Linked DNA regions of Homo sapiens: region 2 is linked to region 1. A link is an interaction called in ENCODE POLR2A ChIA-PET data of the cell type or tissue named here. Cell type or tissue: OCI-LY7. All regions are shown on one strand.

Region 1 (5,000 bases):
AAAACAAAAGCTACTGTGAGAACATTTATAGCAACTTTATGCATGAAAGCCAAAAACCAGAAAAGGCCCAGGTTTCCATGAATGGGAAAGCATACCATACTCGGCAACATGGAACTACTGATGTATACACGGCTAAAACTCAAGTACTTTGAGATGATGGTAATTATCCATCATTGATAGAGTATACATTTCTCAGTTCATAAAACAGTACCCTTAATACTTGAGTATTTCAGATTTAAATGTTATCTTAAAAATTGATTAAAGTTGAACTAATTGATACAAAAGTTCAAGTTACTTTTCAGGAAGTATACTGACATGTGCAACATAAAGTATTGACGGGATGAGTAGAGAGATGTTTTCCTGGAACAATAGGTATAGAACTGGCTGCGCGTTGTAGCTCACACCTGTAATCCCAGCACTTTGGGAGGCCAAGGTGGGCAGATCACTTGAGTTCAGGAGGTTCAAGACCAGGCTGGCCAACATGATGACAACCCCATCTCTACTAAAACACAAAAATTAGCTGGGTGTGGTGGCGCACGCCCGTAATCCCAGCTACTTGGGAGGCTGAGGTAGGACAATCGTTTGAACCCGGGAGGCGGAGGTTGCAGCGATCCGAGATGGTGCCACTGCACTCCAGCCTGGGGGACATGGTGAGACTCCATCTCATTAATAAACCCCCCCAAAAAAACAGGTGTAGAGCTGAGATTATTTACAGAATGACAATACTTAGGGCTTTCTCTGCCATCTTAATGCTTAGCTGCATTCTTTCTCCATGTGCTGAGTTCTGTTCAACTGACTACATAACCCAAATGCAATGCCCAGTTTTAGACACAAACGAACATCAACTAGTCAGATATATACAGGACACTAGGTAAAGCAGAGAAACTGAAAACTGCAAATTCAGAAGCATATTATCACATGCATTGCTTGACCCAAAGTATTTGGAATCCACAGCCACAACTGAGTTGTTGCTGACCTGTTTTTCCCCAAGAGGTAAGCAGGAATTACATAAAAGCACTACAGTTGACTCCTGGTTTATTTAGCCTCTGCTTCTTAGGTGTGTGATTGTGCTTCCATTTAACTTTTAGGGTGAGGACTGAATGAAGTCATCTACATTCCCCCTGAAGCTCACTCTCAATAAAGGAGGCCTAGTCACAAAAACAGCCTCAATGACTCTGGACATTCCCATGCAAAACTGATTAAGTGCCATCAATGCAACAGAGGTAGTGTTTGGGGGAGGGGGACATGGGAAAAACATTTAAAAACATAAACCCCTAATTTCTAAGTAAAGAAGAGCCCCTTGCCACAAAAAAAGATGCCATGTTAAAGTTTTATTAAGTTTCAATACAAAACATTCCAAAAAGTGAAAAGTGATCTATAATACCCAAGTTCTATGTTCAACTACCAGTTAAACAAGGAAAACATTTTCTGTATCATTCTGTTTTACAACCAGTATAAACCCAGAAGAATCAAGATCTGATTCCTTTTCCACACATCTGCTAGGTCAGTAAACTATCAAACAGGTATCTGGTCATTTTAACATACTCCTTATATTCCTATTTGGTACAATCTCTATATCCTATACTATCTTCAAGATATCTAAATATCTTAAATATTTAGGGTATCTCAAGAGCCAGAAGGTCCTCACAGAAGCGTTAACCCAAGTAATCGTAAGAGTATAGAAAGATTGGGCTAAGACAACTATGGAGTGCAAAAACCACATAAATTTGGTCATTACCCTTGTGGTCTGTGATTAGTAGTAGGTTGTCAAATGAGAGTTAAAAATGTTGTATTATCCCTAGTTGCAAATGTTCCAAATAAGACAGTGCCATAACTACACGACAAAAACAAAAAAAAAATCATATAAGTTGGGTTAGTTCCTCTAATCCAACAACTCAAGTCTGTTTCCTTTGAGAACATTATACTATTGGCTCTAGTCTCCAAACCAATAAAAAACTAAAACTTGTTTCCAAGACTGGGAGGTAAAGTAGGCTTATAAAACAATACAGCAAAAGAAAGCCAAGTGGCCTAATTGTTTCCAGTGTGCTTGCCATCTTAGCATGGTTACTTTCCAGATGTCACTCATAAGTTTTATTCTACAACTAAACTGTTTGTGGATAAGCCACCACCAAAAAATGTTTCACTTACTGACAGACACTTCACTAGATACAGCTACCACTTATATCCATCATTTTTATAATTCAACTTAAGTTCTAAATTGAAGAGTTGTCCCCATGACTTTAGCTAAACAAAATGAAAGCCAAAGCTGTAAAATCTATGTGAAGAACCACAAGAACTTCCTGACTACCTCCACTTACCAATTTCCTTAATTACTTCCCCTTTTCCATTTGGTCAATTACTTGCTTTAAGTAACTACCAGTCACTCCCTAGTTATGAGTGTTAATCAACACTGATGCCTTCCTCAGATCCACAGGAACCCCTGAAGGCAAAATCTATTGCCTGCACCAAACCAATTCTGACAGCACTGCTTATGCAACTGTAGTGACTTATTGACAATCAGCCGCCTTCTGCTTCAACAACTCTGTAAAATGAAAAACATGGGATCCTGTTACATAGTATTTGTTTTACTGTAAAGTACTTCCCCCCAAACTATCATTTAAATATATACTTTTTTGTTGCTTTAGCTGAAAATAAAAGTAACTGCTTTAAAAAGCAAGCAGGCGCAGTGGCTCACGCTTGTAATCCCAACACTGGGAGGCCGAGACAGGCAGATCACTCAAGGTCAGGAGTTTGAGACCAGCCTGGCCAACACAGTGAAACCCTGTCTCTACAAAAAGTACAAAGATTAGCCGGGCACGGTGGTGCACACCCGTAGTCCCAGCTACTTGGGGAGTCTGAGGCAGGAGAATCGCTTGAACCTGAGAGGCAGTGAGTTGAGAAGCCATCTCAAAAAAAAAAAAAGAAAAAGAAAAAAAGAAAAAAAAAGAAAGCCGCATGCAGTGGCTCACGTCTATAATCTCAGCACATTGGGAGGTCGAGGCGGGCGGATCACCTGAGGTTAGGGGTTCAAGACCAGCCTGGCCAACAGTGAAACCCTGTCTACTAAAAATACAAATAATAATAATAATAATAACCGACATAGTGGCAGGCACCTGTAATCCCAGCTACTTGGAAAGCTGAGGCAGGAAAATCACTTGAACCTGGGAAGCAGAGGTTGCAGTGAGCTGAGATCACACCATTGCACTCTAGCCTGGGCAACAAGTGCAAAACTGTCTCAGAAGAGAAGAAAAAAAAAAAACCACGCAAGCTTAAAAAATCAACCATAGGCGGCCAGGTGCGGTGGCTCATGCCTATAATCCCAGCACTTTGGGAGGCGAGGCAGGCAGATCACAAGGTCAGGAGATCGAGACCATCCTAACACAGTAAAACCCCATCTCTACTAAAAATACAAAAAATCAGCCGGGCGTGGCAGTGTGCACCTGTAGTCCCAGCTACTGGGGGAGGCTGAGGCACAGGAGAATGGCGTGAACCCGGGAGGCAGAGCTTGCAGTGAGCCGAGATCGCGCCACTGCACTCCAGCCTGGGCAACAGAGCAAGACTCCGTCTCAAAAAAAAAAAAAAAAAGGTAATATTGAAATTACATACTATGTCGTCATTATGTCAATGTCAATAAAATTATGTTAAACAGGGAGCTTGCAGCCACAGTTGCATCATTAACTCCACATTTAGTCAATTTGTATTGTAGCTATGCAAATGAGCAAGCACTAACTAGTAACAACGAAAGTATATCCTTTTACAAAATGCACTGAGCAAATTTTTTTTTTCCTCTTCTTGAGACAGGGTCTTGCTGTTGCCCAGGCTGGAGTGCAATGGCGTGATCTCGGCTCACTGCAACCTCTGCCTCCTGGGTTCAAGCAATTCTGCCTCAGCCTCCCCAGTAGCTGGGATTACAGGCGCACACCACCACGCCCGGTGTTTTTTTTTTTTTTTTTTTTTCTAGTACAGATGAGGTTTCACCATGTTTGCCAGACTGGTCTCGAACTCCTGACCTCATGGTCTGCCCGCCTTGGCCTCCCAAAGTCCTGGGATTAAAGGCACGAGCCATGGTGCCCAGCTGAGCAAACTTCTTACGTGTGTACTTCCTTGTTGAGAATGCTTGCATATGAAGAGCTATAAGCAAGCTTTATGGGTTCAAAAATAGCTAAGAATAATCTCATGAATGAGCCAGACTCACGGAAATGTAACCTCACTCTAAATTCACAATGAATGTGTCAGGCACTACACATTAAAGCACTTAACTTCATCAATTCCAAGCAGCGTTTTCTTTTACAGATGAAGTGAGGACCACAATAACTTGCCAATGTCACAGCTAAACTAAATGGTAGTTACACAACATTTAAACCTTCAAAGGCCATTGCTTTCAACACTTACCTTAGCATTTCTTACTGCCAGCTTTATCTACTGTGAATCAATCAGCACTCCACGACCATAATGAGCAAAATCACCAACCTGCAAAAGTTAAATAAATGAAAACTAGTTATCTCTCTTAAGGAAATTCTTTTAAAACTTGCCTATTACTGCCCTCTTTTCCAGAAAGAAAAGGCAAGTTCAGACTTGCAGCTTAATATATTTCATGTTCTACTATTTGTCTTAAGTGGTGGAAGATTCACTGGCTCGGGATGGACTGGAATGGCTTAAATTGTTAAGTTGCATGGCTTATGGATTGTCATTCTGTTCCAATGGTGCACTGCCACGTTAAATCCATAAGTTGAACGAACAAAACTTATTTGAAGGAATAAGTGCAGTATAAGGATTTTTAGTTGGAGGTCTTCAAGTTTACTATATTCAAGAGCATCTTTTTCAACTTCATGGCTGGACCTGGGTCATGCTGCCTCAGGTTTTGCTTTTTAAAGACCACTTGCAATAGATTTTCTCCATACAGTGTAGTTTCATAGAACTAAAAACAAGTCAGGCATCCAACTAAATGTCAAGTTTGCAATGGCTTACAGGGGTAAAAAGGGGGACCCCAAACTTAAGCC
Region 2 (5,000 bases), 1.5 Mb before region 1:
CTGCCATGTGAGGAAGCACTGTTATATAAACCCGGATGTGAGCCCTCTCCAGGAACTGAATCTGCTGGCATCTTGATCTTGGACTGCCCAGCCTCCAGAACTGGGAGCAATAGACTTTCTTTTTATTATGTTACCCAGTTTATGGTGTTTTGTTATAGCAGCCCAATTGGACTAAGTAAGACAAGTTTGTTACATACAAAGATAGTAAAGATTCAAACTAGTGTAGCAGGATGTTCAACTGGTACTCTATCTAGTCTCAGACTTGGCTGACTTCCTAGAAAAACTGATATCAACTACTCATCATCTCACAGGCAGTTACCTGTCCATCCACAGAGAATTGGTAAATAAGGTAATCACAAACAGTGGAATGAACTCTCACTATTCACCCATGTGAGAGTATGTACACACATGGGAGAATCTGGGTAGGCTGGAGACCAGAGAAGCCCCACTTCATGGAGGTTGTATAGTATGCTAAGTTTACAGAAGGAAAGTACCCTTCACCTCAAACTTACTGGGGAAATTAAGTAGTCTCTAAGTGTTCACTGAGAGGGCTTGATTTGTTGCTCCAGAAATCAGAATCACAAGTAAAAAATCCAAAAGGGGAGTGACTGGCAGAGAGAGAGAGAGAGAGGCAGAGAGAGAGAGAGAAAGAAAATTTGGCTGGGATTCTCCTAAGAAGAATATTCTTAAGTGATCTTAGAGGAGGTTATGTGTAACCCTAACAGAGAAATTCTTGGTGCAGGTGAACCTCAGGACCGGAGGCTGATTGGAGTGTTTTATTCTGTGTCATGGAAATACTCTCTCCTTCCACACCTCAATTTCTGCCTGCTGCCTCTTATTGGCCAAATACATATGCCTGCTGCCTCTCATTGGCCCCACTAGTCAGAGGGCAAGGAAGGCCAGGTGATATAGCCTTTATGTGTCAAGTACCTGAGGAACAGAGCAGTATAGAGAAGGAAGTAGGATATATCTGATTAAACAAACTGAGAATAACAAAAAATAATCCACCACTTTTCCCACAACCAGCACCCACTGTTGCTTTGAGCAGATGAAGGAACCCTTTGCCTAGCACAGGGTACCACACAAAGTCCCATTAGCCCTTATATTATCATAGGGTGAGGTCACTTTTTATCATAATCCCACTTGAAATCTAAATTGTAAATTGTAACCTTAAGGCTGATGAGACATTTTCCTACACAATATCATGGGATGGACAAAGAATAGATCATCCCACCTACCTTCCCGCAAAACAAATTCTGCCAAAATCTCAAAATATTGGTGGATCTTTACCTGGTGGGGCAACCAAAGTTTTAATTCCCCCCAAAAAAAATCAGTCTAAAAAATCTCAGTCTTTAGAGGTGATATAATTATGGAATTGCAGCACTTTTACAACGAACATCAGAACTGGACACAGGAGTACTAGGAGGTACCCCAGTGAATCCCCTCAGTTCCAGAAATAATCATCTTTTCATCGCTATGAAGCAGCAAACTAAAATTCCCCCTTAATAATCCAGTTTACTTACTTATTCAACACCCCTTCTCAGCTATCAGTTCTGCAACCTGAACAGCTTAGAATGGACAGGAAACAATTGGTCATTGTCAGTTTCTAATTTAATGGAACCATGGATATGTTCCATGGGAGAGGCATATTGTCTTGAAGACTTTAACCTGAAAACCACCCAATTGCTATTTTGGCGGAAAGGAAAAGAGAAAATCTGTAAATGATTTTTTGGTATAATAGTGGGAGGGGTCACTTTCTACCCCAAGCAATCTATGATGCCATTCCCCCAGGCCAGGTTGGGGTAGAGAGTGACCCTTCCCTGGGCCTGCTCCAGAGGACCAGTCATGTCCACACTCATCAGCCTTAGGATGCCTCCAGGCCTCTGGTTTCCTTTGGTTTGTCTAGGGGCTTACAGTCCTAGTCTGATAAGTTCACTTCCTGTGGAGCTTGACCAACATCCGTTGTCCTGTGCCTGAAGAACCAATGCCAAATATGCAGGGAGATCCTTGATCATTCCCAAAGGCTCTCAAAGAAAGCAGCACAATGCCCACCACTGCTCGGCCTTCTAGGGGTAGGAAAAGGAACAGGAACAAGAAGTAGGAATGAAACCAGGAAGGGGTGGACCCCCTCTCCCTCCATCTTTTCTATGGGCTGCCCTACTCTCTCTCACTCCACTTCAAGCTAGTGCCAGCTTGAAGGAAAAAAGATGAAGGGGCTCCCTGCTGTGTATGGAGGGGCCTGTGCTCTAGGCGATGATCATAACACACAGCTGCATGATTCCAGTGCAGGGTCTCTGATCATCGCCCAGTGTGTCATGTATATTTATTATACATGTGCATGCTAATACTATTTCTTCTTAGTGCCAGGGAATCCAGTGCCTGAAATACTTTCTTTTTAACCTCACATTTACCCCCAGGACCACAGTTATGAGGGAGCACATGGCCCAGAGAAGATTGGAGGTCCAGAATCTTTACCTCTTTACCTTCCCTGTATGCTGCTACTCCTGGGCCTCTTAGCAGTGGCAGCACCTTCCAAATCCTCTTCACCCCTAACCTCTGTTTTGACCCCAAGCAACTCTACAAACCCTCTAGTCCCAACTGCTGCAAGGACCTACTTCTTTTTACTTCCCAGTCTGAGAAAAGAATGTGTGTGAGTAAAGGACCTCATGGGGATTAAAGAACAGGAGGGCAGAATGGCTGGGGCAGTGATGAGAGGTTGAAGTTTGAGAGGAGGTAGACTGGGAGAAGTAGGCAGGGCCAACTTCTCCTAGGACCTTGTTATATCTGAGAAGGTTTGGGATCTTCTTCTAAGTTCGATGGAGAGTACTGACTATCCCCTTTCCCTATTCCAGTGCATCACGGGGAGCAGCTCCTGAATGCCCCTTCTCTGGGAGGCACTGCTCTCCTGGCTTGCTCTAGCTCGACCACCAGGACTTACCTAATGCCTCCCTGAAGTTGCCTTCTCACTCCCCTTCTGCCCCTCTAGCCAATTTAGTCTCCAGGACACTGTCCCTACCTCACAGCTATGGTGACTTAGGATCAACATTCAAGGTAAATCCAAGGAAATGATGAAGCCTTTTACTCTCCTTGGCAGGATGAGTGAGTTGTGTTCTGAGTGTTGGGAGAAGAAAACAGATCAAAAGCTGAGCTTGTGCTTTACCTGCCCTGGCATGGTATATAAAGACTTCACCTCCAAGTCCTGAGCACCCACATACATATACTCATATATAATTGTGCTATATGCATGTCTGTGTGTATGGATAAACCAGTACTTCACAGGTATACACAGCTCAATGATCCACCGCAAGTAAAACCTGGAACTGCCATCCAAATAAATAAATACAACTTGCCAGCAACTTTGAAATCTCACACCTGGCCCCTCTTAATCACAATATTCTCCCTCCCTCTTAAAGGTTACCACTATCCTGAATTTTATGGTAATCACCAACTTATCCTTTTTTTGTTTTTGCTTCCCACCTAAACTCGCATCATTAAATACTATCCTTATGTTTTCTTCATTAAGAAAAAGTAACCTTTTTGTTACTGTGGTTGCTGTCTGAATATTCCTGTCCCCACATAATTCATATGTTGGAACCTAATAATGTGATAGTATTAAGAAGTGGAGCCTTTGAGAAGAGATTAATTCATGAGGGCTGTACCCTCAGGAATGGGATTAGTGTCCTTTTAAGAGGCCTGAGTGAGTCCCCTACCCATTTGTGCCATGTGAAGATGCAGCAAGAAGGCACCATCTATGAAGCAAGGAGTGAAGCCTCTCTAGAGACCAAATCTGCTGGTGCCTTGATTTTGGACTCCCAACCTCCAGAGCTGTGAGCAATAAATTTCTGCTATTTATAAATTATCCAGTCAAAGGTATTTTGTTATAGCAGCCCAAATAGACAAAGACTGTGGTACATAATATGCACGAACATGTTCAAAGGAAAATGGAATGAAATATCTAACCATATCTGAGGAGTCTGGCTCCTGGCCAAAAACGTATGAGTGACTTTTTAGGCAGCCCTCATGATCTGGGTGAAAGGCTGCCCTCCTTACATCAGAGGTGGTCCACAGCCAATGCACTGCACTGTCCAAAGGGAGCTGCAGTCAAGGGCTCAGTCCCCTACCCAGGCAGCCATCCTCTTACCTATATCTGCATTCCTAGCCCTAGCCCTACTCCTAGCCCACTTATCCGGGGCCTTTAGCCCTGGTGCCTCTGCCTGAACTTCCTTATGGAGAGAGGAAAAGAAATCTTCAAGACACCTTTCTCCATGCTGGCTCAGTACTCAGAACTTTTTCACTCCAGACCTTCCCCTCTCCTTATTCCCAGGTTTGTAAACCACAGGAGCCTTTGTTCGGGGATCCCTTGACAGTGAGACTATTCTTCAAGTGTGATTTCTGTGCTTTACATTCAATCATTGGCCAATGTCATTAAGTTGTTAGGGACCTCCACTAATCAGATACCTGCAAAGAAGTCCTTGAAGTTCTTTCCCAAGGACACACAGCTAGTAAGTTGCAGAGGCACGATTGGAACTAGGTGTGTGTTATCTGTAGCCTGAGGGCCCTTAACCCCACAGCACCTAGAATGACATGGAACTTATCTGCGTGTGGGGGCAGGTAAACAGATATTCATTAAAGGTATGTTGAAAATGAAGATAAGGAAAATTAACTTTTTTCTTGCTATCTAAACAAAATGCTTTTCATATTTTGCTTTATTTTCTTCTTGTCCTTACTTTGTATACACACACATATATACAATGTATATAATTTTTTCTCTCTCAACTTACAGTCATTACACTGTTATTACTTTGTTTTTGTAACCTGTGTTTTTAATTTTATTTGAAAATAAGTGCATTCTTTCTGATTACAAAGCTGGTTTCTTACTGCAGAGGCCTTTTAGTTTCATAATTTCATAATGGCATAAAGCAGAGAATAAAGAGTGAACTATACTGCCATAATGTCAATTATCCAGAGAGAACCACTCAAATTTTTACTTTTATTCATTT

The links. ChIA-PET counts read pairs that join two places held together with the same protein. Peaks named below come from ENCODE experiments on the same cell type or tissue, not always from the same donor. Only the 100,000 strongest peaks of a DNase experiment are listed, where the experiment ranks them.
Region 2: POLR2A ChIA-PET joins it to region 1 with 5 read pairs; 4 of 35 experiments call an interaction of 5 or more read pairs at or near these places.

What each region holds. Positions count from the first base shown.
Region 1 is chrX:136,867,876-136,872,875 of GRCh38, forward strand. It overlaps a transcript of RBMX not described here. Among named protein-coding and RNA genes, the nearest start is that of SNORD61, 8.9 kb to the right of the region's middle. In OCI-LY7, no CTCF peak of the experiment used is centred here; no DNase peak of the experiment used is centred here; H3K27ac peaks cover 898 bases.
Region 2 is chrX:135,332,474-135,337,473 of GRCh38, forward strand. All of the region lies in intron 1 of ZNF75D (zinc finger protein 75D), which reads right to left. Among named protein-coding and RNA genes, the nearest start is that of ZNF75D, 9.1 kb to the right of the region's middle. In OCI-LY7, no CTCF peak of the experiment used is centred here; no DNase peak of the experiment used is centred here.